Regions from separate parts of the Mus musculus genome. Here region 1 is linked to region 2. The links are chromatin loops, found by intact Hi-C in ENCODE. Cell type or tissue: heart. All regions are shown on one strand. Each heading gives the region's core, and the rest is flanking DNA. Links, peaks and the distances in the headings are about the cores only. Region 1 holds the start of Tmem270 (transmembrane protein 270). Region 2 holds the start of Lat2 (linker for activation of T cells family, member 2).

What was found. A loop is a pair of places that touch in the nucleus more often than their neighbours do. Peaks named below come from ENCODE experiments on the same cell type or tissue, not always from the same donor. Only the 100,000 strongest peaks of a DNase experiment are listed, where the experiment ranks them.
Region 1: it touches region 2 in a loop (2.6-fold over the local background); 2 of 42 quality-filtered maps call a loop at or near these places.

Annotation. Positions count from the first base shown.
Region 1 is chr5:134,899,128-134,914,442 of GRCm38, forward strand. Tmem270 (transmembrane protein 270) reads right to left here and starts at 7,606. Exons shown (of 3, transcript NM_194065.3): 1 at 7,501-7,606; 2 at 3,450-3,887; 3 at 2,466-2,768. The coding sequence starts at 7,572. The coding sequence ends at 2,484. It overlaps Cldn13 (claudin 13), which reads right to left. Exons shown (of 2, transcript NM_020504.4): 2 at 15,123-15,315. In heart, for the core only: a CTCF peak has its summit at 8,221; a DNase peak (open chromatin) is centred at 8,224.
Region 2 is chr5:134,608,054-134,623,368 of GRCm38, forward strand. Lat2 (linker for activation of T cells family, member 2) reads right to left here and starts at 6,972. Exons shown (of 13, transcript NM_020044.3): 1 at 6,836-6,972; 2 at 755-877; 3 at 102-141. The coding sequence starts at 851. Eif4h (eukaryotic translation initiation factor 4H) reads right to left here. Exons shown (of 7, transcript NM_033561.2): 6 at 13,896-14,033; 7 at 11,819-13,595. The coding sequence ends at 13,456. In heart, for the core only: a CTCF peak has its summit at 9,186 (motif pointing left); DNase peaks (open chromatin) are centred at 5,868, 6,488, 6,918 and 9,178.

The sequences.
Region 1 (15,315 bases), core at 4,344-12,343, 290 kb after region 2:
GGGTCTTTAAAGGCCTGGGGTATTTATCTCCAAGGCTCTAAAGCAAATGCAGTGATATCTTGGGGCCAGGGATCCCAGAGATCAGATCCCATGTAGCTATGTAAAGATCCAGTGGGCCGGGATGTATATACCAGAGGTCTGCCTAAGCAGTCTGCAGGTAGACTAGCTATCAGATGGGGCACTCAAGAGCAAAGCCTGAAGGGGCCTCCAGAGCCGGGATTGGTGGTTCAGGCCCGTTATCCCAGCTATTGGGAGATTGAGAAAGGACTGCAGTTTCAGGGCCTGCATGGACCAATTGCTGAGACTCTATCTCAAAGTAAAAGGAGCCCAGAGTGATGACACACACCTTTAATCCTAGCACTAAGGAGGCTGAGGCAGGCAGGTCTCTGTCTACATTGTGAGTTCCAGACCAGCCAGGGCTATGTCATCTCAAAAAACAAACAACATCAATAATAAACTAAAAACAGGGGTCTGGAGATGTAGATGGCCAGCTGGTCTGGCGAAATCAGTGACCTTCAGGTGCAAGGAGAGAGGTGGAGAGTCATAAAGGGGACACCCAGTGTCAACCTCCTGCCACCACATGCATGTCTGCACATGTGCACACATAATGAACTCATGCCACACGGAAGCAGGGGAGCTAGTAAAAAAAAAACAATTGCCAGTGTCAGTCCCACAGAGAGACAGTCTCACCTCAGTTCAATGCCAGGGCTGGTTCCACCCTGGCCCCCAGCCCCACTCTGCTTACACTGTGCCCCCCCCACACACCCTACTCAGACCTTTGTCACCTTCCTCTCCCTTCTTGGGTTTTGAACTCCTCTCCACCTGTATTTTGCTGTTTCTGTCTCAATGCTGAGGCCTTAACCCTGGTTCCTGGCAGCTCAAGCACTTTCACGGGTTTGGTACCCAGGTCCTCCCAATAAGTTGTGGGTGCTCTGGAACCCAGAAGAGACTGCCCTTTAATCAGGGGCCTGTAGGTCATTCCACAGGCTCCAGCCACGTTGAACAAAAAGAGCCCACTCAGGTCTCTCGAAGGCAGGTAAGTTGCTTCTTGTATTTGGAGGAAGAACGTGGAAGACACATCTAACCTAGACCATTTACAGTCATAAGGGAGGCACTAGCTGCCCTGAAGATGAGGAACAGGGTGAGGCTGGGGAACGTAGGTTCTCTGAACCTCACACACACACACACACACACACACACACACTCACACAGATGCCAGGTCTTGAGCTAGGGAAAGGGGTGATAGGTGACGGCTGACCCTCAGGAAATCAGCCCCTCCTCTTTCCTCATACGCATCACTCATCTAAGGCCAGGACTCTGCAGAGCCTGGGTGAGCCTGGGTCTGAAGGAGCCTGCCTTTGCCAGTGAGAGGCTGAGGAGACTGGAGAAGTCTTCCCTTGCCTGGGGGAGGTTGATAGTCTGTGCTATGACGTTTCTGGAAAGAGAAAAGAGCAAACGAATGCATGTGTGTGGGGGGAGCAGGATGGGTAGATGGGGGTGGGATGGGGGATACATTTGGGGATAGACAGATGGATTTAGGAGCAAAGGGATGGAAGAATGAATTTGGGGTGTATGGATGGATGGGTGGGTGGGTGAGGGGGTAACTGAACTTTTGGATGTATAGAAGGATAGATGGATGAATTTGAGGTGTTTGGAAGGATGGTTAAATGGGTGAATTTTGAGTGGATGGAGGGATGGGTAGATAGAGGGAAGGAGAAAGGAGGGAAGGAGGGGGAGAGGGAAGGAGGGATGGAAAGATGGAGGGATGGATGAATAGAGGGAGAGAGGGGAAGGGAGGGAGAGATGGGGGAGAGAGGAGCAGAGAGGTGAGGGAGGGAGAAGGGAGGGAGGGAGGGAAAGGTGGGAAGAAGGGAAGGAGGAGAGAGAGGTCCTCTGGATAGTCGGCGGGTGTGTATATGTAGCGGTGAGCATGCAGACCCATTCCTATATGTGGGTGAATGGATAAGCTACTTTCAGACTTTAGGAGAGCTACTCCAAAATTTTGCCTACATCTCTAAACTGTGAGCTCCTGGCACCCCCAAGAGGTCAGAGCCTCTAACTGCCCAGCTCCCTTTAAATCCCTAGGGAGCTAAGGACCAGGGGCATAGATTTAGACATAGCAACCTGGGAAACAAAGCCATCTGGAGACCTGAGCCGACGCTGACACATTTCATGACCTTGGGAATGTCCGATCTCAGAGGCCCAGTTTTCTAGTGTGGAAAATGAGAGTCAAGCCAGATGCTAGGGTTGCTAGGAGACGAACTAAACGATATGTAAAGTGTCAGAGGAGGTTGATGCCTGACACCTGAGAGGCACGTGAGGAATGTGATTTCCTTCCAGAAGTGCTGAGCCTGGGATTTCACCCCTGTGCGCTCACAAGCACAGGTACACAGATGCACATGTGCACACATGGCACAGAATAGACTTCCACAGAATAGCGAGGCAAAAAGATGGTGAGTCGGAGGGGCAGGTGGGGGACACATTTATTCTCCAGGGGTTTCAGGCTGGGGTGGGAGGGGTCCAGACTCAGTGGTGGAGGATTCTGGAATTAAGAACTGAGGCGGGGGCCCCGAGGTCTCCTGGGATTTGACTTCCTGGGCCTGGGCCAGTTGGGTTGTGTGTTCAAAGGCAGCTTGAAGCAGGTGGGAAGCAAGGCAGGTCGTCCAAGTGACAAGATAGGCCAGGTTCCAGGAAGTGAGTGTGGTCCTGTGTTCCACCCACAGGTAGAGGCGTCTCAGCAGGGCCGGGGCTTCCAGCAACACAGAATTCTGCAGGAGGGTCCGGCCAGGCAAGAGCATTGGTAAGGACTGGAAGGATGGCTCAAGTCGGCCAAGTTTGAGCCCCGGCCCCAGCCCTAGCATTGTGGAAGAAAAGAAACAAACCCTGATGCTGACACCCACTTGTGTGCAACATGCAAATTTTTTTAAGTAACATTCTATGAGCCTGGTGGTGGGAGCGCACCCCTTTGATCCTCAGCACTTGGGAGGCAGAGGCAAGCAGAGCTGTAAGAATTCAAAGCCAGCCTGGTCTACAGATGGAGTTCTGGGACAGCCAGGGCTTCTTAAAGAGACTTTCTGGAGAAAAAAGTTAAAAGCAATGTTGTACGGGGCTGTAGAGATGGGTTTGCGGCTAAGAGCAAATACTGCTCTCGCAGAGGACTCCAGTTTGATCTCTATTAACCACATTAGGTAATGTAGGTACAAGCTCACAACTGCCTGTCACTACAGCTACAGAGGATCTAATGCCCTCTTCTGGCTTCCTGCCATACACACACACACACATGCACACACACACACACACACACACACACACATTAATAATAATAATTTAAGAGAGACAGACAGACAGCATGTTAAGTGGCCCCCAGGACCTTCCCATGGCCAGTACTGACCAGCTGTGGCCACACCCAAAGTCCCCAAGCTCATCAGCCTGCATCCCTGTTAACCCACCTGACTGGGCAGCCAGCCCAGACTAAAGTGATGGGCTTTCTGCATCAGCTTCCAGGTTAGCAGCAGCAGCAGCAAAGCTACCAGCATCAGGCTGTGCAGGCAGGATAGAAACAGGTCCCTGAAGGTGGCTGGAGACAGACCGAGAGGTTCACAGACACAGAGATGCCCCAGGGCCAACCTCACAGTACGAGTGCAGCACAGCCCGACTCTGTATGCCAGCCTGGGTCCCCAGAGCAGCAGCCACATGGGGACCCACAGCAATGTTAGTCCAGCTCGAAGGGCCAAACTCAGAGCACAGGTTATGATGACTTCCGGAAGCTGGCGGGCCTGGTCACTGCCTGAACCCCGGGCTTCCTGGGCCAGCCCCAACACCCAGTGCTGAAAGATGGCCATCTTCAGGAGCAGAAAGCGGTACAAGTGAGTGCGGTTCTGGATCAGCTGTAGGAAGATGGGGACACCAGTGTCACCAACCTGGGTGAAACCCAACCAGTGCTTTAGAGATAGGGGTTGCTCGGTCATTGTGAGCTGTCTCAATTCACTTGTGATACACAGGAATAGTCTCTCATTCATTCATTCATTCATTCATTCATTCATTTGATTTTGGTTTCTTTCGAGACATGGTCTCTCAAGGTAATCCTGGCTATTTTGGAGATTGCTATGTGGATAAAGCTGGCCTTGAACTCACAGAGATCCTCCTGCCTTTACCTCTTGAGTGCTAAGATTAAAGGCATGTGCTACCATGCCCTGCCTATAATCTTTTTTCTCCCTCTGTGTAGCCCTGGCTGTCTTGGAACAAGACCAGGCTGACCTTGAACTCAGAGATCTACCTGCCTCTACCTCCAAAGATTTTTTTTAAGAGTGACTTTTTTTTTAATGTATGTAAGCATGCTGTTGCAGATCAGAACCCATTACAGATAGTTGTGAGCCACCTTGTGGTTGCTGGGAATTGAACTCAGGACCTCTGGAAGAAGAGTCAGTGCTCTTAACTGCTGAGCCATCTCTCCTGCCCCGTAAGAGTGACTTTTAAGCATGGGGATGGAGCTTGGCTGTGGTGTGCTTGTCTAACATGCATGAAACCCTGGGTTCAAGCCCCAGCTCTTCATAAAACCAAGAGAGGTGTTGCATGCCTGTAGTCTCAGCACTTTGCAGGTAGGAGCAGAGGGATCTAGTGTCCAAGCTCCTCTGGCTATATAGGAAGTTCAAAACTAACCTCATCTACATGAAACCAAACAAATGAACGAGCATAGAGTGCTCAGTGGCTCAAGTTCTCACCCCACGAGCGTGGTGACCTCAGTCTGACCCCAGAACCACGGAAAGGGAAGAGGAGAGAACCAATGTCCCCAAATCATCCTCTGACTTCCACATAAGTGCTGTGGCAAGCAAGCACCCACCAAACACATCACACACAATAATAATGATTAATAAAAATTAAAAACTCATAAGTAGAGATGATCTCCCCTCTAATTAACTCTGTGAAATTCGAATGCAGGGCTGGCTGACTTCTCCCAAATACCTGGGCTTGCCTAGAATCCTGGTTGCCCTTGGCATGAGGGAATCTGGGCATATAGGTATCATTAAGGACAGGGAGATGTAGAGACATGGGAGAGGGGTGGCGGATTTAATGTGAGACCTACTGTGACAGAGAGAAGGAGAGACAGATTTCCAGGTCTCTCATCTGAGTGGCAGATTGTTCAAGGTGTCTTCTATTCACCAGGAAGTGGGATAAGTTGCGGGGGAGATAAAGTTGTAATTGAGAATTCCTCAATGAAGAGTGTGCCTCTCTGGTAGAGCATAAGCCTCCAGCCCAGAGGTGACAGAGATGATCAACCTGGTACCCTATATCCATGGGAATCTCAGGGTCAATGTACATCTGAAGGACCAGGATAGGAAGCCAGGCCTGGTGCACATGACTGCTCTTGAACAGAGGTCAAGAGTTCAAGGCTAGCCTGGGCTATACAGTGAGTTTTGGAACTAGCCTGGGCTACGTGGTGAGTTTGAGGACCACATAGTAAGACAGCAGGGGAGGTGAGGAGGTATAGATGGAGAAGGAGGAAGAGGAGGAGAAGGAAGAGGAGCAGGAGGAAGAAGAGGAAAAGGAGGAAGAAGAAGAGGAGGAGGAAGAAGAAGAGGAGGAGGAAGAGGAGGAGGAGAGTACTTGCTGGTGAAGCATGAGGATCAGAGAGTTCTGGTCTCAGCACCCACATAATAAAACAGAGCAGGCATGACCCAGTGCATGTATGCCTCAGGACACACATGGCCCAGTGCATGTATGGCTCAGGACACACATGGCCCAGTGCATGTATGGCTCAGGACACACATGGCCCAGTGCATGTATGCCACAGGACACACAAGGCCCAGTGCATGTATGGCTCAGGACACACGTGGCCCAGTGCATGTATGCCTCAGGACACACATGGCCGAGTGCTGGTATACCTCAGGACACACATGGCCCAGTGCATGTATGGCTCAGGACACACATGGCCCAGTGCATGTATGCTCAGGACACACATGGCCCAGTGCATGTATGGCTCAGGACACACATGACCCAGTGCATGTATGCCTCAGGACACACATGGCCCAGTGCATGTATGGCTCAGGACACACATGGCCCAGCATGTATGCCTCAGGACACACATGGCACAGTGCATGTATGCCTCAGGACACACATGGCCCAGTGCATGTATGCCTCAGGACACACATGACCCAGTGTATGTATGGCTCAGGACACACATGGCCCAGTGCATGTATGGCTCAGGACACACATGACCCAGTGCATGTATGCCTCAGGACACACATGGCCCAGCATGTATGCCTCAGGACACACATTACCCAGTGCATGTATGGCTCAGGACACACATGGCCCAGTGCATGTATGCCTCAGGACACACGTGGCCCAGCATGTATGCCTCAGGACACACATGGTCCAGTGCACGTATGGCTCAGGACACACATGGCCCAGTGCATGTATGCCTCAGGACACACGTGGCCCAGTGCATGTATGCCTCAGGACACACAAGGCCCAGTGCATGTATGGCTCAGGACACACATGGCCCAGTGCATGTATGCCTCAGGACACACATGGCCCAGTGCATGTATGGCTCAGGACACACGTGGCCCAGTGCATGTATGGCTCAGGACACACATGGCCCAGCATGTATGACTCAGGACACACGTGGCCCAGTGCATGTATGACTCAGGACACACGTGGCCCAGTGCATGCATGCAACCTCAGTACTGAAGGTATTTTTGAAGACAGGAGGATATCTGTGGCTTGCAAAGCTGCTGGACAAAATAAAATGAATAAACAAATGTATCAACTCCAAGTTCCAAGAATCAAAGAAATAAGGGAGAGGGAGGGGGGAGGGAGGGAGAAGGGAAAGAGAGGGAAAGAGAGAGCACCCTCCTCTGGCTTCTATGTGCACACACAGGCATTTACACACATGTATATACATCATACCCACACCCACATACATGCACACTAAACAGAAAGGAGAGAAAGAAAGAGAGGAGGCCAGGGAGGGAGAAGGGCAGGGGTGAGGAAAGGAAAGGGAATGTAGGCCAATGAGATTGCTCAACAGGTAAAGGCACTGTCTGCCAAGCCTGCGGCCTGAGTTCAATCCCCAGGACCCACATGGTGGAAGGAGAGGACACACACACACACACTATTTATAGACATAAATATATAATCTTTTTAAGGGAAAGAAATGAAGGGCTAGGAATAATAATGTACATCTTTAGTCTCAGCACAGGGGAGGCAGAGGCAGGCAAATCTCTGAGTTCAAGGTTAGCCTGGTCTACATAGAAAGTACCAGGACACCAGGGCTACATAATAGACCCTTATCTTAAACACACACACACACACACACACACACACATACACACGGAAGAGAGAAGAGAAAGGAAGGGGGAGAGGAGGAGAAGGAAACAAGATTGCGGATAGACAGCTATGCCACAGCACTTGGGAGATGGGGCTCTCAGGACTTGACTGTTTATTCCTTGGTGGCTGGGAATGGCTGAATCTCTCCAGGTCCCCTCTCCATACCCTGCTTACCAGTGCAGAGAGCCTCCCAGCCCGCAGAAGAATTCTGAGAAGGCCAGATCTGACCCGGGGAGCGGCCTCCATGTCTGGCCTCCACCCATTCCTCCAGCCAGGAGAGGCAGGGTGACCTCACAGATGCCACAGGGTGGGGGTCCAGTTGCCATGGGGACCCAGTTGCCACATGACACACTACCCTTTGCCATAGCTCCCTTTACCTGCTCCTCTGAGGTCAAGTCTGGCTCCATGGTCATCACAGATGTCTAGCCTTAGGATCAATTGTCTACCTACTATCGGGAAAAAACTCAGAGCCCATTTCAGAATCGCCTAGTTTACCGCCAGATGTGGGGGTTGAGTGGTAGGGAGATAGGGATGTAGAGAAAGAAGAACAAAATGAAGGAGGGAGGAGATGGGCTCTCTATGGCCTTACTTTCCAAGTTGGACCGCAAGGGTAGCAGTGTTGCCATAGGAGAAGCCTCAGTTTAGCATCCTCAACTGAGACCCCTCTGTCCTCACCGCCCCCCCCCCAGGCCTCTTTCTCTGTCCCTTCCCTCTCCCCATCAGTTTCAGGCTGAAGAACCAGTGTGCAGTCTTGCAGTTTCCCCATTCAGAGGAGCAGGGATGACCAGCTGGGAGTACAAAGGAATCAGTGTACGCTGCCTTGCACCACGCCAGGGGGCGCCATTCTGCTTTCCTCCCTGGAGAAGCGTGCTCACATCCCCAGAACAAGACCTAAAAGAGCTCCGAGCAGGTGCAGTACCGCGATGCGGTCGCGTGAGGGCAGAAGACACCGCAGGGGCGAGCAGGGCGCTTGACAGGCAGGATAAAGTTTCTCATTTTGCAAGGCTGATTTCCTGGTAACAACCTCCTGGAAACACCTGAGAGAGCTCCCTGTGCATTTCCAGTCAATGCCTGGGTTACAAGAAGGGAACCACCCGGAGATAATGAGACTCACAGTCTTCCTTTTATTTAACCCTCTTGTTAATATGTGCAGAACTCGGGATTGAAAACGGGGCTTTGCAAGCCATGCAACCCCACCTGGCCTCCATTTCTCCGTGTCTCTAAGGCAAACTTCCGAGTCTTCTGCCCCGCGTCCTGCTATTTCCAGTTTTTTAACGTGACTTTTTTTTTTTTTAATTTCTGTGGCTTGGAAAAAGCTGGATTTAAAAAAAAAAGATTTATTTATTTATTATATGTAAGTTCACATGCCATTAATACTCGGGAGGCAGTGGCAGGTGGATCTCTGGGTTCAAAACCAGCCTGGTCTACATAGTGAGTTCCAAGACAGCCAGGGCTACACAGAGAAACCTTGCCTTGAAAAAATGAGAGGGAGGGAGGGAGGGAGAGAGAGAGAGGTTGAGAGAGAGAGAGAGAGACCGACCCTGTCTCAAAAAGAAAGAAAAGGAAAAGAAATCAAATACCTGGCCAGTTGGTAAAGCACTTGCTGTCAAGACTGTTGACCTGAGTTTGGCCCCAGACCAGAGATACACACAGTATAAGGAGAGAATCGATTCTGCTGGAATTTGGAGGTGGTAAAGTACGTGGCTAACAGGTGCAAGACTGAGTTCCACGTCCAACACAGAAAAGAAAAACAAGAAAAGAAAAGAAAGAGATCAGAGGTGGAGGTTAAAGAACTTAACACCAACCCTGATCAGTTTAGCCCCATCCCCAGAACACACATGGTGGAAAAGTAGAAACTATTGCCCCAAGTTGTCTTCTGGCCTCCACAGGCAAGACCCTTGTCATGTGTGCACTCACACCACAGGAAGAAAGAAGAAAAGAAAAGAAGGAAGGGAGAGAGGGAGGGAAAGAGGGAGGAAGAAAAAGAAAGAGAAGCTTAAAAATTTTTTTTAAAACAAAGGACCTGATGAAGCACAGAAGCAAAGAAAGTTAACAAAAGGAACCAAAAGAGCCATGAGGTTTGTGCAAACATAGTCCAGTCTCATTAGTAGTCAGGGGGAAATGTGAATCAAAGACACACCAAGATGCTATCTCCCCTTCCTTAGCAAAAAACAAAAGAATCAGGGCACATCGTGCACCAGTGACTTTACAGGGCAAATTGAAATTTATGCAGAGCCCAGAGCCTGATGCAGGATCTTAAAGATCCATACAGGAAATGATCATGCAAATGCTGCCCATGAACACATGGACAACTAAAACTAGAAATAGACCAAGAGCTGAATGGTTGGCTCAGTGGTAGAGCTCCTGCCTAGAATCCCCCAGGGAGGGGGCTGGAAGATTCAACCTTCCATACATTTGCTCTAATTTCTACTGATCCTACTTCACAACCCCCATTGGCAAAAGGACCCCTTACGGAAACGTCTGCTCGTGAGTAAAGATAAGTGCAGAGCTGCAGACGGGTCTTTCCATCAGTAAAGAGATGGATAAATAAAATTGGAAACTCCCTTTGAGGGATGACTTAAGGTTGGCTGGAATAAATGAAATCTGTTCGGGTTGACGTAGAAAAGTCTGGAAAACAAGATTAAGTGAAAAGAGAAAGCTCCAAGGAGCTACCTGTAGTGTGACAGCATTAATATATGTTTGCCAGGCTCAGGGGACTCAGGAACTCCCACCCAACCAGGGACACAATCCTGGTTTGCACTTGCACCCGGGAGTGGACCTTGTGCTCCAACACTCCCCACCCCAATCACACCCAGCTACAGCTTGACCCCTAGGAGTTCTGACACACCCAGGCTCACAGGAAATGCAGAGACAAGACAAAAACAGAACAACAACAACAACAAAAACAAAACAAACAAACAAAAAACATGGAGCAGAGACTGAAGAAAGGCCATCCAGAGACTGCCCCACCTAGGGATCCATCCTACCTACAGACACCAAACCCCAACTTCACTGCTGATGCCAAGAAGTGCTTGCTGACAGCAGCCTGGCATGGCCGTTCCCTGAGAGGCTCTGCCAGACCCTGGCCAGTACAGATGCAGATACTAACATCCAACCATCGGACTGAGCCCAGGGACCCTAGTGGAAAAGTTAGGGGAAGGACTAAAGGAGCTGAAGAGGATTGCAACCCCATAGGAAAAACAATATCAACTAACAGTCTCTGGACTCAGTGGTTAAGAGCACTGAATGCTCTTCCAGAGGTCCTGAGTCCAAATCTCAGCAACCATATAGTGGTTGACAACCATCTGTAATGAGATCTGGTGCTCTCTTCTGGTGTGTCTGAAGACAGCTACAGTGTACTCATATAATAAATAGACAGACAGACAGACAGATAGATCTTTTTGAAAGATTTTGAAGAGAGAGAGAGATTGAAATTTAGACCAGGGATGTAGCTCAGTTGGTAAAATGATGGCCCAGCCTGCACAAAGCCCTGGGTTTGGTCCTCTCAGCCCTGTATAAACCAGATGTAGTGGCCCGTGCTTGTAATTCCTACCCATGCTCCAGAGACGAGGCAGAGGCAGGAGGCAGAGGCGGGAGGCAGAGAGAGAGGCAGAGAGGGAGGCAGAGAGGCAGAGAGGGGCAGAGGCCAGGGAGTTCAAAGTCATCCTTGACTACACATTGAGTCTGAGGTCAGCGTGGGCAACCATTAGACCACCCGGAAGATGAGATGGAAGCTAAGTGGGGGGAAGAGACCCAGGCAGAGGGGAAACGATCAGGAAGCAAGAGAAGACAAACCAGAAGAAGGAAAATGGGACACAGGGCACAACAGTCTGCAATGGGATCCGATGCCCTCGTCTGGTCCGAAGAAATCGACAGTGTACTCACATACACTAAATAATAAACTAATTAATATTTTAAAAAATAAGAGTTGCCATGGTCATAGTGTCTTTTCACAGCAATGGAAATCCTAAGCCTGGATGTTTAAAACAAAAATCCCTGAATAAACTCAACTCTTTCCAAATGCTGTGACCCTTTAATGCAGTTCCTCGTGTTGTGATGACCCCCAACCGTAAAACTAATCTTGTTGCCACTTTAACACTGTAATTACAAAGTAATTATGAATCATAATTTAAATGTTCCTGGAGATAGAAATTTACCAAAGGGGTTGCGACCCACGGGTTGAGAAGCCTTGACTTAGCAGTTAAAGACACTTGCCTTACAACCTTAAGTTCAAAGTCTAGGAACCCCGCGGCAGAAGGAGAGAAATGACTCAGTTCCTGCCTCCAGGTTCCTGTCCTGTTTGAGTTCCTGCCCTGACTGTCTTTGACTATGCTGTGGAAGTATACGCTAAATAAGTCCTTTCCTTTCCCAGTTCTTTTTGGTCATGGTGTTTTGTCACAACAATAGAAGATTAAGACACACAACCACACATATCTAGACACACACAAATACACACCACACACACACACACACACACACACACCACACACACACCACACACACACACACACACACCACACACACACACACACACACACACACACACACACCCCACACACACATATATACACACACCACACACACACACACATATACACACACACACACCACACACACACACACACACACACACACCACACACACACACACACACACACACACACACACCACACACACACACACACACACACACACACACACACCACACACACACACACACACACACATACACACACACACACACCACACACACACCACACACACACACACACACCACACACACACACACACACACACACACCACACACACACCACACACACACACACACACACACACACACACACACCAACCTAGCATCTCCATTCAGCCAAGCTGGAGTGCCCTGTGGGATGGGATAGTGGGTACAATCTAACTACCAGGAGCAGGTGGTCAGCACCACAGCTTACTGACTGCAGGCAAGTAGCAGTGATGCCAGGCTGATCAGCTAGCAGTCTGTGCCCCATGAGGCCAAGTTCATACTCTGTCCTCCATAAGCCAATTAGGGAAACTAAACTAATTTAAAATGGGGATTTGTTAAATGCACCCACATTTGAAGAACAGACAGAGAGATCCAGTGAAACCCTTGGGTCCCGAAGTGATATTAACATTTAATAAAGGGCTAGGGATGAGTACAACCGAGTTGTGCCCATTAAAGTGCAATCCTGCCCATCACTGGCTCACCACCATCTCTAGAAGGCTGTAAATTTCCTTTCTGGAGGGGACGGTCAATCTGCCTTGCCCAGCTCTGGCTGGACCAGACTTTTCTCCTAGCACAAGACTCCTGGGAATATCCCAATCCCTTGGGGTTCTTTGCTTTAATATTCTGTTAGCTAAGGTGTCTCTTTATAATCTATTCATTTATGCCAGACCAGTGACAACCAGGGGATCCTTAGAGAGGTATCTGACTGGGCCAGGGTGGTGCTAGCCTGGCTCTGTCCTAATTGGCCCATCCCCAAACAGCCATCAGTACTGACCTTAGCATCCCAGGCATCTACTGTGTTCCTTTTAGGCTATTCCTGATCACTCCAAACAGAAAATAATGAAATGATTTGATCTGAGTCCAACTTGGTGAAACAAACAGTTGGGGGGGGAGGGGGGAGGGATGGAATGTTCATTGAATCACCAGTGACTCAGACAACCCATCACAGACTGAAGACAACCCAAGAGAACGCTATCCCGGGATTTTCTACACAACTTGAAAGCTCCCTACAAGAGTCTCCTCTCCCCTACCTCAGCAATAGTTGGCCACATCTAGAACCTGGGGAGGGGCCTCTGGAGTCTGGTAAGTTTCCTGAGTCTCCCAGAGAATGTTTCTGTTCTCAGGGAACAACTACAGAAGGGACTCTTAAAAGAGTGTGAGGTAGGGCTGGCGAGATGGCTCAGTGGTTAAGAGCGCCAACTGCTCTTCTGAAGGTCCTAAGAGCACCAACTGCTCTTCTGAAGGTCCTGAGTTCAAATCCCAGCAACCACACGGTGGTTCACAACCATCCGTAATGAAATGATGCCCGCTTCTGGAGTGTCTGAAGACAGCTACAGTGTACTTACATATAATAAATAAATAAATAAATAAATAAATAAATAAATAAATAAATAAATAAATAAATAAATAAATGAGAGAGAGAGAGAGTGTGTGTGTGTGTGTGTGTGAGGTAAACAAACTCAGAAGGTAGAGGCTAGCTCATACCTTGCTGTCTGTCCAGGGGAGCCATGGCTCAGAGTCCCTGAGAGTCAGGACAGGGAAACTGGATGTGGGTGGGGGGTGATGGGCAGACCAGCTCTGAGTTACAGGATTCTAAGAGCTGACGGTGCCCTTTAGAGGAATGCTGACAGAGCTTTCCCTGTGAGGTCAAAGCTAGTCAGAGACTCCACTAACACCAGTATCTGTGTAATGTGTGAGTTAGCAAGTGTGGTCACAGCAGGTGACACAGGGATCCAGTGGTACTGATCTTCTATATGACTGTCAGAGGGTAGGGCAGAGAGGGAAACTTCAGTCCCTGACCACATATTAGATCCTCCACCTCTTCTTCCTCCTCCTCCTCCTCTTCCTGCTCCTCCTCTTCCTCTCTCCTCCTGACCCTCTACTCTCCTCCTCTTCTCATCCACCCACTCCTCCTCCTTCTTTGCCGTGCTCCTCTTCCCTCTGTCCCCTCCTGTTCCCTACTCCTCCCTCCTCCTCTCCTCCTCCTCCTCTACCTCCTCCCTATCCTCCTGTCCTCCTCCCTTCTCCCCTCCTCCTCCTCCTCCTCCTCCTTTTCCTTCTCTAAGACAGAATTTCTCTTTGTGGCCCTGGATATCCTGGACTCACTCTATAGATCAAGCTGGCCTTGAACCCAGAGAGCTGCCTGCTTCTGTCTCCCTAGTGCTGGGATCAAAGGAATGGGCCACCACCTCCTCCACTATAAACCCTTCCTTAAAGTACCTTTTGTCAGCCGTTTGCTCAGAGCAACTAAGAAATAAATAAGAAATAAGAAAGACACCTGGGTTTACAGGAGTCACAAGCCATGGGAGGAACACACACCCCTATCCTTGCACACATACAACCCTCCTCCTTCTCCTCCACCCCCTCCTCCTCCTCACCATACAGCTCAGAACTTCTGAAGGAAGGGAGTAAGCATGGGACCTGAGTTCAGAGCCCAAGACTCATGTGAAAGGCCACATGTGGAGGCGCACACCTGCAGTCCTAGCACTGAGAGAGCACAGACAAGAGGATCGCTGGAGCTTGCAGGAGGCCAGCAAGTCTACAAGACTCCATGAATTCAAGCTCCAGTGGCTGAATCGATCTCAAAGATCAGGCAGAGAAAGGATTGAGGAAGACATCTCTCTCTGGCCTCCACACACGTGTTCTCCCCATCACACATGTGGACAAGCACACATACATGTAAGACACACACATGATATATGGGGCCAGGCTGGAGTCTCCTGAGGGCTGGCATCTGTGCTACCCTAGTGACTACCAGCCAGGAGCAGGTGGTTATCAGTATCAGTGATTAACTTCTGCAAGTCAGCGGCAGAGGTGCCGGGACAAAGGGCTATCAGTAATTTCAGAGTAGTGCCTGGTGACAAGACCTTCAGGAAAGTGTCACAGTGGGCCAGGATGACACCAGGCTGGCTCAGTCTCTTCTTGCCCATCTTCCAACAACCAACAAGCCCTAGCATGACTGTTCTGGGGTCTGTTGTTTCCCTTTTTCTTGATTTCCAGTCACCGCAAATTGAGACAACAACTACAGACAAAGAAACAGCTCTATCCAAGTCCAGTCTAGGGGAACAATGACTTTATTGGGGTCCCTTAGATAGGAGACTCGGGCAGCTTCAGCACCAAGAAGCCCACCTCAGCATGGTGCTGACACAGCTAGCCGCATCCAGAGTCCACTACACAGCTTGTGGGCAGCTCCGTAGACCTGTCTTTCCTCCCTCCAGTTCAATGATTCTAGAACCTGGAGAGAGGCCTC
Region 2 (15,315 bases), core at 5,072-13,071:
TTTAAATGCCACGGAGCAGGCATGAATGAGGGCAGGGACTGGGTTCTGGAGGGGTTCCCCCACCCCAGGGTGCTTAAATACGCCAAGCTGGGGCAACTCACCGGTTCCTCTGCTCGTAGATTTTCTCATTTCTCTTCACTCCTGCAAGAACAGAAATGGCACAGCTAGTGGCCCTGAACTCAGGAGGTGTAGTGGGGGGGGGGGGCTGAAGTCTGGGACACCCCTCCCCTTCATAACTCTATCAGGCCCTTGACAAGTCCCTTCCAGTTGCCTGTCACTGGGAGAGTTCTTGTCAGCTGGGTGTGGTGACACAAGCCTGTGATCCCAGCGCAGGAACATTTGGGGCTAGCCTGGGCTATAGTGTGAGACAGTCTGAAAGAGAAAGGATTACAGGGAAGAAAAAGAAGGAAGGATGGAGAGAAAGGAGGGAGGGAGAGAAGAGGCTGGAGCAGGAGGTAGGCAGTAGGGTGGGGAAGGAAAGGGGCTCAACCCCTTTTTGTGGGGTGAGGATAACTTGAAGTAGAGGGTGCCACAGGTAGCCCAGCTTCCCTTCTCTCGTCCACAGCAGGTTCCTGGCCTGCTGGCCTGAGTGACCCCCGTGTTCCAGCAGACCCAGCGTCCTCCTACACCCACTGCTCTCAGGGCCATTTAGGGGCCACTCGCTGGTCCTGGGTGCTTATCCTCCTGACCCGCCCATCACAGCCAGGTCCAGCCGCAGAGGCCTCCCATCACTCCCTGCCTATGGGACACGTACCTGGACGGGAGCAGTGGACACACAGCCAGGCTGTGGCCCCCAACAGCAGCAGCAATAATCCCGACACCGGCCACAGCAGCTCCAGCTCGGCACTCATGTTGGCTTGGGGAAGAGGCTGTAAGGCTGCAGTGGGGAATCCATAAGCCGGTGGATCCCTGGTGCCGCCCCATCCCACGTGATTGGTTTCTGATCTCTCAGGTCCACAGCTCCGGCAAAGTGAATGGAATGGCCTTCCCTACTCCTGAACTGAACCAACTATGTCTCCCGTGTGACTCTTCTAACTAGCACACTAACTAGCAGTGTACTAGAAGGTTCTGAGAGTACTAGACAGCACCAAGAAATTGTACAAAATCCTAGCCGGGCGTGGTGGCGCACGCCTTTAATCCCAGCACTGGGGAGGCAGAGGCAGGCGGATTTCTGAGTTCCAGGCCAGCCTGGTCTACAAAGTGAGTTCCAGGACAGCCAGGGCTATACAGAGAAACCCTGTCTCGAAAAACCAAAAAAAAAAAAAAAAAAAAAAAAAAGAAATTGTACAAAATCCTAAACATCCGTTCCAATCTGGCCCTGAGAGGCTCCTTGGTTCACAGGTGGAGAAACTGAGGCCGAGAAGCGCCCACAGCGGCTTTGTAAAAAGGGAGGGGTCAGCACTCAGTCCCGACCTTAGCATAGGGGCTTACACCTACAATCCCCTAACTCTCCCAGCCTGAGACAACAGGCTAGCCTGGGCTAAAGACTGAGACCCTGTGTCAAAACAAACAAACAAAAAAACAAACAAACAAAAAACCCACCACCACCACCACCAACAACAACAAAAGTAAGGTGGAGGGGCTGGAGAAAGGGCTCAGCAGTTAAGAGTGCTTGGTGTTATTCCAGAGGATGCCCGTTAGGCAGATCGCAGCTCATGACCACGTGTACACACATAGGCACACGCACGCGCACACACACACTCCTCTACTCATTCTGTTGCTGTGTGCCTATGAACCCATCCTCAGCGGTGCTCTGCTCTGCCCCCAGGAAGACCCAAGAACCCAGATCCTAGCAGCAGTGGAGGCTCACGCCTCCCCATCCCCCCTGCCCTCCCCCCCCCCCCCCCCCCGCCCTTGGGAGGCAGAGGCAGGTGGAGCTCTGAGTTCAAGGCCAGCCTGGTCTACAAAGTAAGTTTCAGAACGGCTAGAACTACACAGAGAAACTGTATTAAACAAAGAAACAATCAAAGAACCAAGATTCTGCCTGTGGTGAGAGCTGGAGGAAGCCAGTCGGTGAGGATTCCTCTCAGAGGATGTAACCCTGAGACTGTATACATCAGGGACAGGTCCCCCGCTGTGGGACAGGACTCAAGGACCTTCAGAATGAGGCTGGTCTTTGGGGCACAGAGAGGGATGTTGAGAGATGTCTGGTGTGAGGAGGCTACAAATCCTCAGTTAGCCCAGGCCACATCCAAGGTAGCGGCTGTCCCAGCCTTGGTGAAGCCCCGCAGTCTGGTGAATGAGTTTTCTAATGGGTTTATGAAACCGACTATTGCAACCATGAGAACACTCAGCTCCCTAGCACGGGCAAGGGAGACAGTTGAGGAAAGCAGTCCTGTGTGAGGCACATGTGGAATGGGAAGGATTAAGTGGCCTCTCTTTCTGCACATGGTCCTACTTCAAACTAGAAAAGGAGTGGCTTAAGCTGGGCGGGGTGGCGGATGCCTTTAATCCCGACAGAGGCAGGCGGATTTCTGAGTTCAAGGCCAGCCTGGTCTATAAAGTGAGTTCCAGGACAGCCAGGTCTATACAGAGAACACCCCCCACACCCCTCAACCCCCCACCTCCCCCGTCTCAAAACCAAAAAAGAAAAGAAAAGGTGTGGCTCAGTGGTGGAGCCCCTGCCTAGAATCCCTCAGTGAGGGGCTGGGGGTGTGGCTCAGTGGTGGAGCCCCTGCCTAGAATCCCCCAGTGAGGGGCTGGGGGCGTGGCTCAGTGGTAGAGCCCCTGCCTAGAATCCCCCAGGGAGGGGCTGGAGGTGTGGCTCAGTGGTAGAGCCCCTGCCTAGAATCCCCCAGGTAGGGGCTGGGGGTGTGGCTCAGTGGTAGAGCCCTGCCTAGAATCCCCCAGGTAGGGGCTGGGGGTGTGGCTCAGTGGTAGAGCCCTGCCTAGAATCCCCCAGGGAGGGGCTGGGACATGGCCTTTGCTTAGGACATTGTCTCTGTCTATCCAAAATCCTCATAAACTGAGCATACGGCTGTGACTCTCTAGCACAGTGGTTCTCAACCTGGGGGTCACGACCCCTCTGGAGGTCATTAGGGGTCAGAAATCCTGCATGTCATATTTATTACAATTCATAACAGTAGCAAAATTATAGTTGTGAAGTAGCAATGAAAATATGGTTGGGAGGTCACCACAACAGGAGGAACTGTATTAAAGGGTCACAGCATTAGAAAGGTTGAGAACCACTGCTCTAGGACCTTAAGAAACAGAGCCAGGAGGACAGGGAAATTCAGACTAGTTCTGGGTAAAGGCACAATCCTATGTATGTATGTATGCATGAATGTATGTATGTATGTATTTATCTATCTATCTATATTTTTTAAGGGAGAGAAGAATGGATGTATATGTAGAGAGAGACAGACAGGAGGAAGAGGAGATGTGAGCGAGTGATAGAAGGTGGGGAAGGGAGAGGAGATTTGGTTCCGATGTCTCACTCCCATACTCCTGTAACTCCAGCACCTGTGAGGCAGAGGCAGATCAGGAGTTCGAGACTCTGTCTCAATGGGGGAAAAACAAGAGCAGAAGGAGATGTGGGCATAACACGTGGAGGAGCAGGCTACATATAACTCAGCCCTTGCCTGCCACCGCCTACTTAGGACCCCAAGAGCAAGCCTGGTATTCTATTTGAGGCTGCAGAAGCTGCCTGCCAAGTGCTGTTTCCTCTCCAAGGGCACCCCATGCCTTCCATCCATCCTCCATCCAAGAGGTCTGGGCTACCAGAGAGTCCATGTGCTTCTAGACCTGTTATCTAGGGGTAAACAGGACCCCAGAAGCCCTCAGGCCCGGGACAGTTGGTCAGGGCATCTGTACCCTCTAACCGGCCACACAGGGGTTTGTCACGAGGCCTGTCATGGAGATGATGAATGTGGCATAGGCTCAGCCGTGTCATAGTCACGGTTCTTAGCCATGTGACACACACACAGGAAGGGACTGTCAGCGGCCTACAGCAAAGACTGAGGGGCTATGTTATTCTGCTTGGTCACATCTAAAGGCACATGTGTGGACTCCCTACTGAGCCCAGCAGGGTCTGAGGGGCTAATGAAGCAGACACACCTGACCAAGTGGAGCAGGCCAGGACTCCTAGGTGATCAAGAGGCTGAAGCAGGAATATTGTGAATTCAAAGGTCAATCCAAAGAGACTCTGCCTCAAACCATAAAGAGGCCTGGGGCATACATTTGCTTAGAGTCTCCCAGGGATGAACTTAGAATCTCCCAGTGAGGGTGTGGCTTAGTGGTAGAGTAACTGCCTAGCATCTCTCAGTATGCGGCTGTGGGCATGACTCAACAGTAGAGCACCTGCCTGCCTAGAATCGCTCAGGAAGGGATATACCCATGTTTAACTAGCAAGGGCAAGGCACTGGGGTTCCATTCCCAGCATGAGGGGGGAAAAGGTGGGGGAGGGGGTGCTGGAGAGATGGCTCAGAGGTCAAGAGCACAGATTGCTCTCCCAGGGGACCTAGATTTGATTCTTTTGACACCCACATGGCAGCTCACAACCATCTATAACTCCAGTTCCCGGGGGACTCCACCCTCTCCCAGCCTTTGTGTGCACCAGGCATGAATGTGGTACACACATGTACATGCAAGGCAAACAATCATTCACATACATTGTGGTTTGGAGACAGGGAGTCACTGTGTAGCTCTGGTGAGTCTGAAACTCACTGTGTAGACCTGGCTGGCCTGGAATTCACAGAGAATGGCCTGCATTTGTCTCCTAGGTGCCGCAATTATAGGCTTGTAGCAGCATGTTCCAACTTACATAAATATTTTAAATTAAAAAAAAAAAGACAGCCGAGTGTTGGTGGCACACGCCTTTAATCCCAGCACTAGCACTTAAGAGGCAGAGGCAGGTGAATTTCTGAGTTCGAGGCCAGCCTGGTCTACAGAGTGAGTTCCAGGACAGCCAGGGCCACACAGAAAAACCCTGTCCTGAAAAACCAAAAACGACAACAACAACAACAAAAAAAACCCATTGCTGGAGGAGGAGGAGGAGAAGGAGGAAGAGAGGGAGGGAGGGAGGGAGGGAGAAAGAGAGAGAGAGAGAGAGCACTTCTTCAATGGTAAGATGCCCACCCCTCACTCACATCCTGTAAGCAAACCTAATGAAACTCATTGGGCCACTACCCTATCCCACTCCCACTGAGAACATAATATATCAGGAGGGGATTAGTTGGGAAGAGAGCAGGGACCAGTGGGAACCGGGAAGGACAAGAGAGGTAATTTGGGGGTGAATATGACCAAGATGCATGTTGTATGGAAGTGTCACAAGCCTCTTAGTATGCATAATGAAAGCATACTGATAAAAAAAGACTGAAAGGGGCCTGGTGAGGTAGCTTGCAGGTGAGAGGTGCTTGCGACCGAGTCTGATGATCTGAATTCATCCCCAGGACCCACACGGTGCTGAGAAGTTATCTCTCAGAAGTTATTCTCTGGCCTACACCGTGCTACATGCACATCCATCCACACATGTGGTAATAAAAGAATGTATTAAAATATTGAAAAAAAAAAGGCAGGTGTGAGTACATGGGGTGCTTCCTGGACAGGGCCTGGGGCTTGCTTCTCAGTTGGGGATCCCTCTGAGCCCAAATGTTTTCTTCCTCCCAAGGAGCAAATGGAGGTTCAGAGAGGCGCATACTGTGCCACAAAGAAACACTGGAAAAGATGGAAACCCAGAGCAGGCCCGGTGAATTCCCTCTATCCTATCTGATGCTCTCTACCCTGAGAGTAGAGGCAGAGGGTGAGGGGAACAGAGGGTAGGGCTGCAGGAGGAATGGCCCAGCAGTCTCAGAAGGCCCCAAGGGGCCAGGCAGGGCTAGCTGTGGGTGTGTGGGGGACCGCCACAGCTCTGTGGCTCCGTGGGCCAAAATAGCTCAAAGGGAAGTGGGCAGTTTTCATATGAGCAAGGCTTGCTTCTGAGGACTGCATCGGAGCTTCTAACCTCAGTGGCCCTTCGTGAGTGATCACTGCGGCAGCTCGTTCTTCGGGGTAAAAAGGCCATGAGGGTCTGTTGGATGAAGTACATGACCCGTCTCACACCAGGGATGGCTTTATTCATGGGGTGCTACTCTGAGGCCTGCAGGCTTAGCTGAATAACATTTCTGTGGTTTGAGCCTTTGCGGCAGGGCCTCACAATGGAGTACTGCCTGGCCTTGAACTTAGGGTCTCCCCACCTCAGCATTCCTAATGCCCTGATGGAGGAGTGTACAGTACCCAGTCTGACCAAATAACTTGGGCCTTCAAATGAGGCGGAGAGAAGACCCTGAAGACACCTACTGGAGGCCAGCGGGCGACTGTTCACGTACATATGTGAGTATGTCTATGTACAGAGGTCTGGCAGGCCTTGTCCCTGGTCAATCTGGGCCACCTGTTCAAAGCCGGAACCAAGGAGCCCACCAACGTTACAAGGATTATCTGTCAGAAAGTACAAGCTGGCTCAGGCCTGGATGGACTTCTGGGGATAGCAACTTCCTCCTGGCTGGAACAGGGCTTGGGCACAGTTCCCCAAAGCATCCAAGTTCCATACACAGGCCTGTGGCATTAGCCAACCCTCAACGGGCGGGAGAATCTCACATCTCTGGCTCTTAGCTGGCCCTCTCCAGTCACTGGTAGTGACAGAACCACCCTAGGGGCTTCTTGGGGGGTCTCAGAGGCTAGGGGTTTGGGAAGCCAATGATAGATAAGTGGGTGCCTGGAGCCCTGCATAGGCTTTCCTTAAGGGCCACAGCACTAGGCCAGGGTGGGAGGTATCAGGTATCTCGGCTTCCGCTCCGTCTATCCCTAAGGGTCTTGTGGGGTGTAGCACAACAGGGGAGCACCCCTGGGAAAGGCTTACCTGAGGGTGAGGGCTCCTCACCATGGCCCCTTCATCTTGTGCCGCACACCTGCCCAAGCTGATGCCAACACCACTGACTCTGGTGAGCAGTGGGCAAGGCAGTTGGCTTCCTGTCACTACTGAATCATCTCCTCTACATCCGCCTCGGCCAGACTACTAGGGTGGTTAATGACAAAGTGGGTGGAGCAGAGACAGAAAAAGATGCAGAGATACAAAGCGAAGTTAAAGCTGGGCATGGTGGTGTGTGCTGTTAAATGCCTGCACTTGGGAAGCAGAAGCAGGCAGAGCTCTGAGTTTGAGGCCAGCCTGGTCTATATAAGCTAGGACAGCTACAGTGAGACCCTGTCTCAAAAAAGACTCCCTGGGTAATGGCACGTTCCACCAAGCTGGACAACTTGGAACCAGAGGAACCAGGGTTCCTATCACCAGGAACCATGAAGTGAGTGTCTAGTTGTCCTCTGATGCATATGTACATACACACAGGCTTATGTGCAGTGTGCATGTGCACACACATGCACATGTATGTGCACACACTCCTGGGGGTGGAGAGGCAATAAAAAAGAAAACAGACATAGGGAAAATGGGAAGTGAGAGATGGGCACAGGCACGGGCAGACTGAAAGCCAAGCACACACAGTACATGCCCACCACAGAGCAAGGTCACATGGAGGAGGGAGGGCTACAGTGATCGACGGGTAGAGAGTCAACCCCAGAGTTCACATGGACACAGACATGGAGAGGACGGAGTTTCGAGGGACATGTACACACTCACGCACGTGCCACAGTCAGACACCAGAGATGGGGACACACACACACAGATGCACAGGTCAGGAGAGGACCAGAAAGACAGAGAGGCAGATATGTAGACGCTGACAACCACAGGTAAGAGGAAGCTAGAATCCTTCCAGCATCCACAGGCATCTGAGAATGGGGATCAGAGAGAGAGATTAGGGCAGTGGAATCCCATAGAACAAATACTAACCGGCAGATAAAAGAGATAAGGGACAGAGGATACAGGGAGAAAGACGGGAATAAAGATGGCAGATGGAACAAAGGACCACTGTGCCAGAGACAGCTGGATAGACAAGCTGCCTCTGTGTGTGGGTGGTGGTAGTGGGTGAATGTAGAGGCCAGAAGTCAGTCTTGGTGTCTTCCACATTTTAGTTTCTTTGAGACCGAGTTTCTGTGTAGCCCTGGCTGTCTTGAGACTCACTCTGTAGAGCAGGCTGGCCTTGAACTCAGATTTATGCAGACTGTGTCATCTACTTTTTAAAAACCAAATTGTCAGCCGGGCGTGGTGGCGCACGCCTTTAATCCCAGCACTCGGGAGGCAGAGGCAAGTGGATTTCTGAGTTAGAGGCCACTATGGTGAGTTCCAGGACAGCTAGGACTATACAGAGAAACCCTGTCTCGAAAAACCAATCCAAACCAACCAAACAAAAAAACCCAAATTGTCTTTATTACATCTATTTCTTTGTACGTTAGTTCTTTTTTGTTTGTTTTGAGACAGGGTTTCTCTCTCTGTGTAGCCCTGGCTGTCCTGGAACTCACTCTGTAGACCAGGCTGGCCTTGAACTCAGAAATCTGCCTGCCTCTGCCTCCCAAGTGCTGGGATTAAAGGCGTGCGCAGGGCTGGTGAGATGGCTCAGTGGGTAAGACCACCTGACTGCTCTTCCAAAGGTCCGGAGTTCAAATCCCAGCAACCACGGTGGCTCACAACCATCGGTAATGAAATCTGACTTCCTATTCTGGAGTGTCTGAAGACAGCTACAGTGTACTTACATATAATAAATAAATAAATATAAAGAGTAAACAGTTAAAAAAAAAAAAAAAAAAGGCGTGCTGGAAACTACCTCTACCACTGAGCCATCTTGCCACCTCCTGGTTGTAATTTTTCTGTGTTTTGGGTTTCACTGTATAGTCCTGGCTGGCCTGGGAACTCACAGATCCTCCTGCTTCTTCCCAAGTGTTGGGACCATACCAAGCTTCCACCTTGACTGTTCCCTTTCACTGGCCAGAGACTCCAGAGACTCACCGAGTTAGTCCAGGCTGGCTGGTCCTGCAAGCTCCAGATAGCCATGTTCCCATGTCCCCAAAGCTAAGAGCACACGTCGTTTGTGCCCAGCTTCATTGAGAGCTGGGGATCCAAGCTCGGGTTCCTCAGGCTTTTGAGAACACTAATAACTGAGCACCCCCTCCACCCCCAGCCAAGGCCATTTCTCAGTTGGGGGTATCACTGCCTGTAGTGGGGAGGAAGGACATAGGCAGGAGGCAATCTGCTGTGAGTTTAGTGCTAGCCTGGGTGTTTCTTCCCCAGTCTGTGCCCCAAGCCTGCTGCTGCCACCCTGTGGTGAAGCAAAGTAGCACAGGCATGGGGACGATCACCAGGAGACTCAGTTGACCATTGAAATCTGTGCTGACCACAGGTAGTGCGGATGCATTCAGTTCATCAGACTTTTTTTTCCCCACGGGGTCAGGTGGGGAGGCAGAGAACCCCTAAGAGGATCATGGTTGGCCTCTTTCCCACTTGCACCTACACAGTAGCTCACAGTAGTCCAACTTCACTCAGTTCTGGAGGGACCCATTCATCTTGGATCCCTGGCACAGTCACTTGTAACCTCAGCCCCGTGCCTGCTTCTGGATTCCTTTTTAGAGATACCCCCCCCCCCCCCACACACACACAACCTACCAACACCAAAACTGGGATGTTGTTCAGTTGGTGCTCGCTTGGGTTCCATTTCTAACACAGCACAGCTAGATATGGAGGCACACCCCTGTAGTGTTCTAATTTTTCATTTTTAGACGGCCTCTTGGCTATGTAGTCCAGGATGGGCCTTGAACTTGCAGACCTCCTGTCTCAGTCCCTGGAATAGCTAGAATTACTGAAGCACTCCAAGTGTCTTGAAAGCATGTATGTCTGTGCAACACTTGTGTGCCTGGTTCTTGGTGGCCAGAGGGCATCAGACCCCTAGAAGTTATACTGCTGTGAGCTACTATGGAGGTAGCTGGAAGGTCAGCAAACGCTTTTTAACAGATGAGCCAGATTTCCAAGCCCTGAACCATGGTCTGTCGTTCTGAGACAGGGCTTCTATGTAGGCCAGGCTGCCTTTGATCCCAGAGATCTGCCTGCCTCTGCCTCCTGAGCACTGGGATTAAAAGACTCACACAGCTTCAGTAGTGAGTTTATTCTTAATTTCAATAGAATGATATGAGACTTCTACCAATCCCAAGGGCCCTTGGTGGTAGTCTGACTCCCTTCAGAGGGACACGCTGGGATAGCCACTGCTCTGCTAATCACTTAGTGCATCTCCCAGGGAATTCAGACTAACTAGGGTCCAACGGAACACTACAGCCACCCATCACAGTAAGCATCTGCTTTTACGAGTTATCCGATGTTTGAGAGCTGAAGATGCATTGGCTGTTTTCCTTGTGAGAAACTTGTGAAAGTCCACTACTTTCTGAGGAGTAAACTGTCTGTTAGGCATGCAGCAAGTCTCCTTAACCGACTAAGCCATTTCACTGTCCTGTCTTCAATTTTGTGGGTCACCTTCATAAGAATACTGCTGCTGCTCTTGAAGACAATCTGGGGTTCAAGTGCTATATACCCACCTGAGAGCTGTTAATTCTAGCTCTGGGAGATCAAATGCCCGACTACTCCATGGGCAGACCATGCACAGGGGGCATTACATGTTTATCAGGCAAAAAGCTCAAGCACACTCAATCTCTGGGCCAGCGAGACCACTCAATGAAATGGAGCATTGGCGGCTCTTGCAGAGGTCTTGGGTTTGATCCCAAGCACCCACAGGACACCAACTCCAGTTCCTTCCTTCAGCATTTGCCAGCCCTAAGTAGCACACATGGATACCCATCATCTTCTATCCATCATGGACATCCAACAATACAAAAGGTCCTGCCCCCAAAGTCATCAATATTCAGACTCTGGATCAACAGAAAGAATCCCAAAGCAAGAACATCACAGAGGGCAGTAGTGCACTTGGGAGGCAGAGGCAGGTGGATTTCTGAGTTCGAGGCCAGCCTGGTCTATACAGAGAAACCCTGTCTCGAGGGGGGCGGGGGAAGAAAAGGGCATCATAGAGGCTGGCATGTGGTGGAGTTGTAGTTTTTATGTAGCAATATAGGTCTTCTGGCCAATTCCCAGGACCAAACAAAACAAAATAGGAAATCCCACAAAAGCAGAGAAACCAGGAGCCAATTGTCTGAACTCATCTACATCACTGATGTACAGTCTAAACACTGAAAAAGATCCTTTCCATTTGGGCACTCTGCTAGGACCACAGAGGTAGTAGTAAACTAACCATGTAAGCTCCTCTCCCATTTTAGAGGCGTGGTCTCACTATGTAGGGGCCACACTATTCTTGAATTCAAGAGCCCCCGACTGTCTGCCTCCTGTATGCTGGGACTGAAGATGTGCCATATGCTCCACACAAACATCTTATGTATAAGGGTGTTTTATCTGCATAGGCACTCATAGGCTCGAATGGTCGCACCCAACCTCCTGGGCTGGAGTTACAAATGCTTGCCAACTGCCATGTAGATGCTGGGAATTGAATCTGGGTTCTCTGGAAGAGAAACTGGTGCCCTCAACTACTGAACCATCTCTAGCTTCTCGAAGCCCTCCTCTTACCAGAGCTCATACATGTGGCTAGACTGGCTGGCAAGCAAGTCCAGGTATCTTTCTGTCTCCATTTCCCGGGTGCTGGGATTATGGGTACACATGACGTTTTACATGGATGCTGGAAATGCTTACACAGTAAACACATGTCCTAGTGCCGAGATGACTAGCCTACCTCCAGTTTCTTCTTTAGAGGTTCCAAGATCAGGATTCTGCAAACTAGGTCACACAACATACTCAGTGGCAGTGTGCGCAGCAGGACCATGGTCAACACGCCAGCCTAACTCCTTGTAAATGCTTCTCTGTAGCACCCCAAGGTTCACAGCTCCCAAGTGGCCAGAAAGACAAGCATAAGTGTTATGTAAGGTTCTCTTTTATTTAAAAGATCATTCACAAAATACCATATCCATAGACTCACTTTCTGTCATAGAACTGAATGTGTTAAGTGTTTGGAATTCCATTCTTACAGTCAGCTGGGTGCCCAGCAATGTGGATGGACGGGCCTGTCTTTTCCGCATTGGAGATGGATTACATCATCTGAAAGCATCAGCTTTGATTACAACCACGCAATGCATGTCTGTCTTAAGTTAGGTATTGGTGTTACACAAATGGTTCTTATCTCAGAAGCAGAGAAGATGGCAGGCGAGGGAAGGAGTGAGAGTTCTGTAAATTGCCGAGACCTTGCAACAAAGACAATCCCGAGCCAAGGGGTAGGCTGGCAGGAAGCTGCTGGCTACCAAGCAAGCTGCACACCTCTCAGCCCCTTTCCCCAAGGCTCTAGTGGCTGGCTGACCCCTACTGCTCCAATTGGAGCAGACGGAGACTGGGTGCCAATCCTTTTCCATTGTTCACACACAACTGTTCAAGCCAAAAGCCAAACCTGGTTGATCCCCTTTGCTCTCTCTCAAGTGAGTGCTCCATACTGTCTGCGGGAGCAGGGGTCTGCCCCACAGAGGAAGCAGCACACCTAGAGGTTTCTAGACACCTAGGTACTGAGGGTCTCAACAGCTGGGTAACTGATCAGAGAAAGTGCCAGACTCTAGGCCTTGAGCTGTGGTGGCGAGCAGCCTCTTGGGCTAAGCGCCCTGGATCAGACAGACACAAGGGAAAGAGCGCAGACTCAGTGCAAAGCACAGCTGCCCGGTGCAGCTCCAGCACCACCCCTGCTTCCTACAGGCCTCAGCTGCAGGAAGCGGATTGAGCTGCAGCGGGTTGCACCCCCAAGCGGCCTCCATGGCCCAGGAAGAGCAGGGAATGAGCTTCCACTTGGTCTTAAGAGCGAGCAGGAGCAAAGCCACATGGCCACTGCCACCCAGGTCGCCACCAGTGCAGAAGGTCCAGACTCCCCTGCACCCATCTGGCCTCACTGTCTGACAGGAGCCTGCTACGGCTGATCAGGCTGCTGGGGCGGGTGATAGACCCCAAACACAGCAGCCTCTCAGGAGCAGCAGGCAGTTTCTTTGTTCTACCCCAAGGTGCATCAATTCTGCATGCTCATCCCAGCTGGACACCAACAAGTCACCACCAGCCACCTAGCTAGTGGCTCTAGCTCTTTCCCAGAAGCCACAGCAACACAGAACTCGACATGCAGGTTGGAGAGAAGCTCTGAGAAAAAGCAGAGGACAGCACGCCCGGAGTGTGGCCAGGGCGTGTAAAGGAAAGAAAGAAAGCAAAGGATGAAGCACCTCAGCCCACCTTCCACACGTGACCAACATCCACACCACGTGGGAAGGGCGGGGAGAGGGCAGGAGTGAGAGGGGAGAGAAAGAAAACAGAAAGAAAGCACAAAACAGGCACTAGATAGATATAGCAAAGCCAAGAATGTACTAGAAACCACTTGTTAACAGCTGACATGCACTCACAAGCTCTGTGTTTCCGCTGTAAGGAGGACAGTGCCAGGCGGGAATGGGGCCTGTAGGGCGACCGGCTGCCACCAGGCCGTGGTCTTGCTCCAGCTCCCCCACGCCCCATTCCCTCCCAACCTAAGCTCATTCTTGCTCCTTCTGAACCACTTCCTCTCTGGGCCTGGCTCCCCCAAAGATGGCTGAGTTGGGGTTGGCTACTTGATTGAGGGGCGTTGCCACTGTCCGAGGTTTAAGCTGCAGCCGAGGTCTCTGTGCTCGTTCCTCTGCAGACAGAAAATAACATGGATTATGTAAAACGGGCTCTGTGCCTTTGTGACAGGGCTTCACTTAGCCCAGCCTGGCCTCAAACTTGTTATGTAGCCCAGGCTAACACTGAACTCTGGATCCTCCTGCCTTTGCCCATCTCTCTCCAAGTGCCAAGATTATGAGCCATTATGATAAGACCTATCTAATTTCAAAATTGCCTTACAAATTTGATGACTGACAATCAGACTAAGATCAATGCAGGGCAAAAAGGAAGGTTTAAAGGGAGCAGACAGTGAGTCCCAAGGATGCTGCCATACCTTCTGTGGGTTCTCTGAAGTCCATGTTGGAGCCACGCAGAGGAGGGCCATCTCGAAAGCGACTCCCCATTGGAGGGCCTGCTCGCCGGTCCCCAGGGCGACTGCCCCCCCTACCCCCTAAGAAGTCATCCCTGTAGCCTAGGAAAGAAGACAGAGTCAAAAACTGTTTACACTGTCACATCAACAGAGATGCACAATGCTCTACAAATTGATTCTTCAATGTCATGTTTGTCTAGTATCTGGAAACTTTCCAAAAGTAAAGCGTACAAAACCCCCTGCATTTGCTGGGTGAGAACACATTTGGGATGGGAGCCAGGCCTTATGCCAGGGAAGCAATCTGTTAAGCCATGCCCAGCCTCTCACTGGGGAATTCAAGGCAACTATTCCATTTGTCTCTGCTGTGGCGTGGACCACACAATATCAATCAGAGAGAGTACCCAAGAATGTAGGCACCTTGCACCCACATATAAACTGCAGCTTACTCAAGAGATGCTGAATTCTGAGAAAAAAGGCTTTTCTCAGAGGCAGGATTGCTGCCAGGTTTGAGGCCAGCCAAGATCACATAGGAAGCCTGCATTAAAAACTAAAAATGGTGGTGGTGGCCAGACCAAAGCCTGTTATTCTCAGGACTTGAGTTCAGTTCCCAGTGCCCACACCACACACCAGTGGCTCACGACTGTCACCTCCAGCTCCAGGGATAAAGATGGTCTTCACGAGCTCACATGTGGTATCATGAGCTTATAATCCCATACCTGGGAGACAAGGGCTCTAGGTCCTCGGGCTTGCTGGCCAGCCAGTTAAACTCAGGCCAGTGAGACCCAGTGTCAAAAGTAAACCAAGAGGTGGCTCAGCAAGGAAAGGTGCTTGCTGCCAAGCCTGCCAACCTGACTGCAGTGCCTGTTTTCCACACAGTGCAAGGAGACTTCCTCTGAAAACTGTCACCTTACACACACACACACACACACACACACACACACACACACACACACACGCACACACACACACACACACAGAGGTTTGTGTGTATAGGGGAAGTGCCAAAAGCTTTAATCCCAGTGCTCAGGAGGAAGATGAACTGTGTTTGGGGGCCCAGGAACGCATTCAGACAAATGTCTGCAGCCTTTATTGTGTCCCTTTTACTCCTAACTTACTGCTTTCCATCCTCTGAGCACTGGGATATAGTTAATGGGTCATTTTAAGATGCCCTCTCTGACACTTGAGGGAGCTGAGCACACAAGCGGTACACAGATGCATAGCAGACAAACACCCCCACACCTAACCCATAAGGACAATGGGAAGGGCACGAAGGAGGAGACAAACTCATTTATGGACTTCTAGGAAGCATACCATGAAAACCCCGATTTCTCTTTGCAAAGTTAAGGTTAGCACACTGGCTGACTGGCTGACGTTTCTGGTAGAG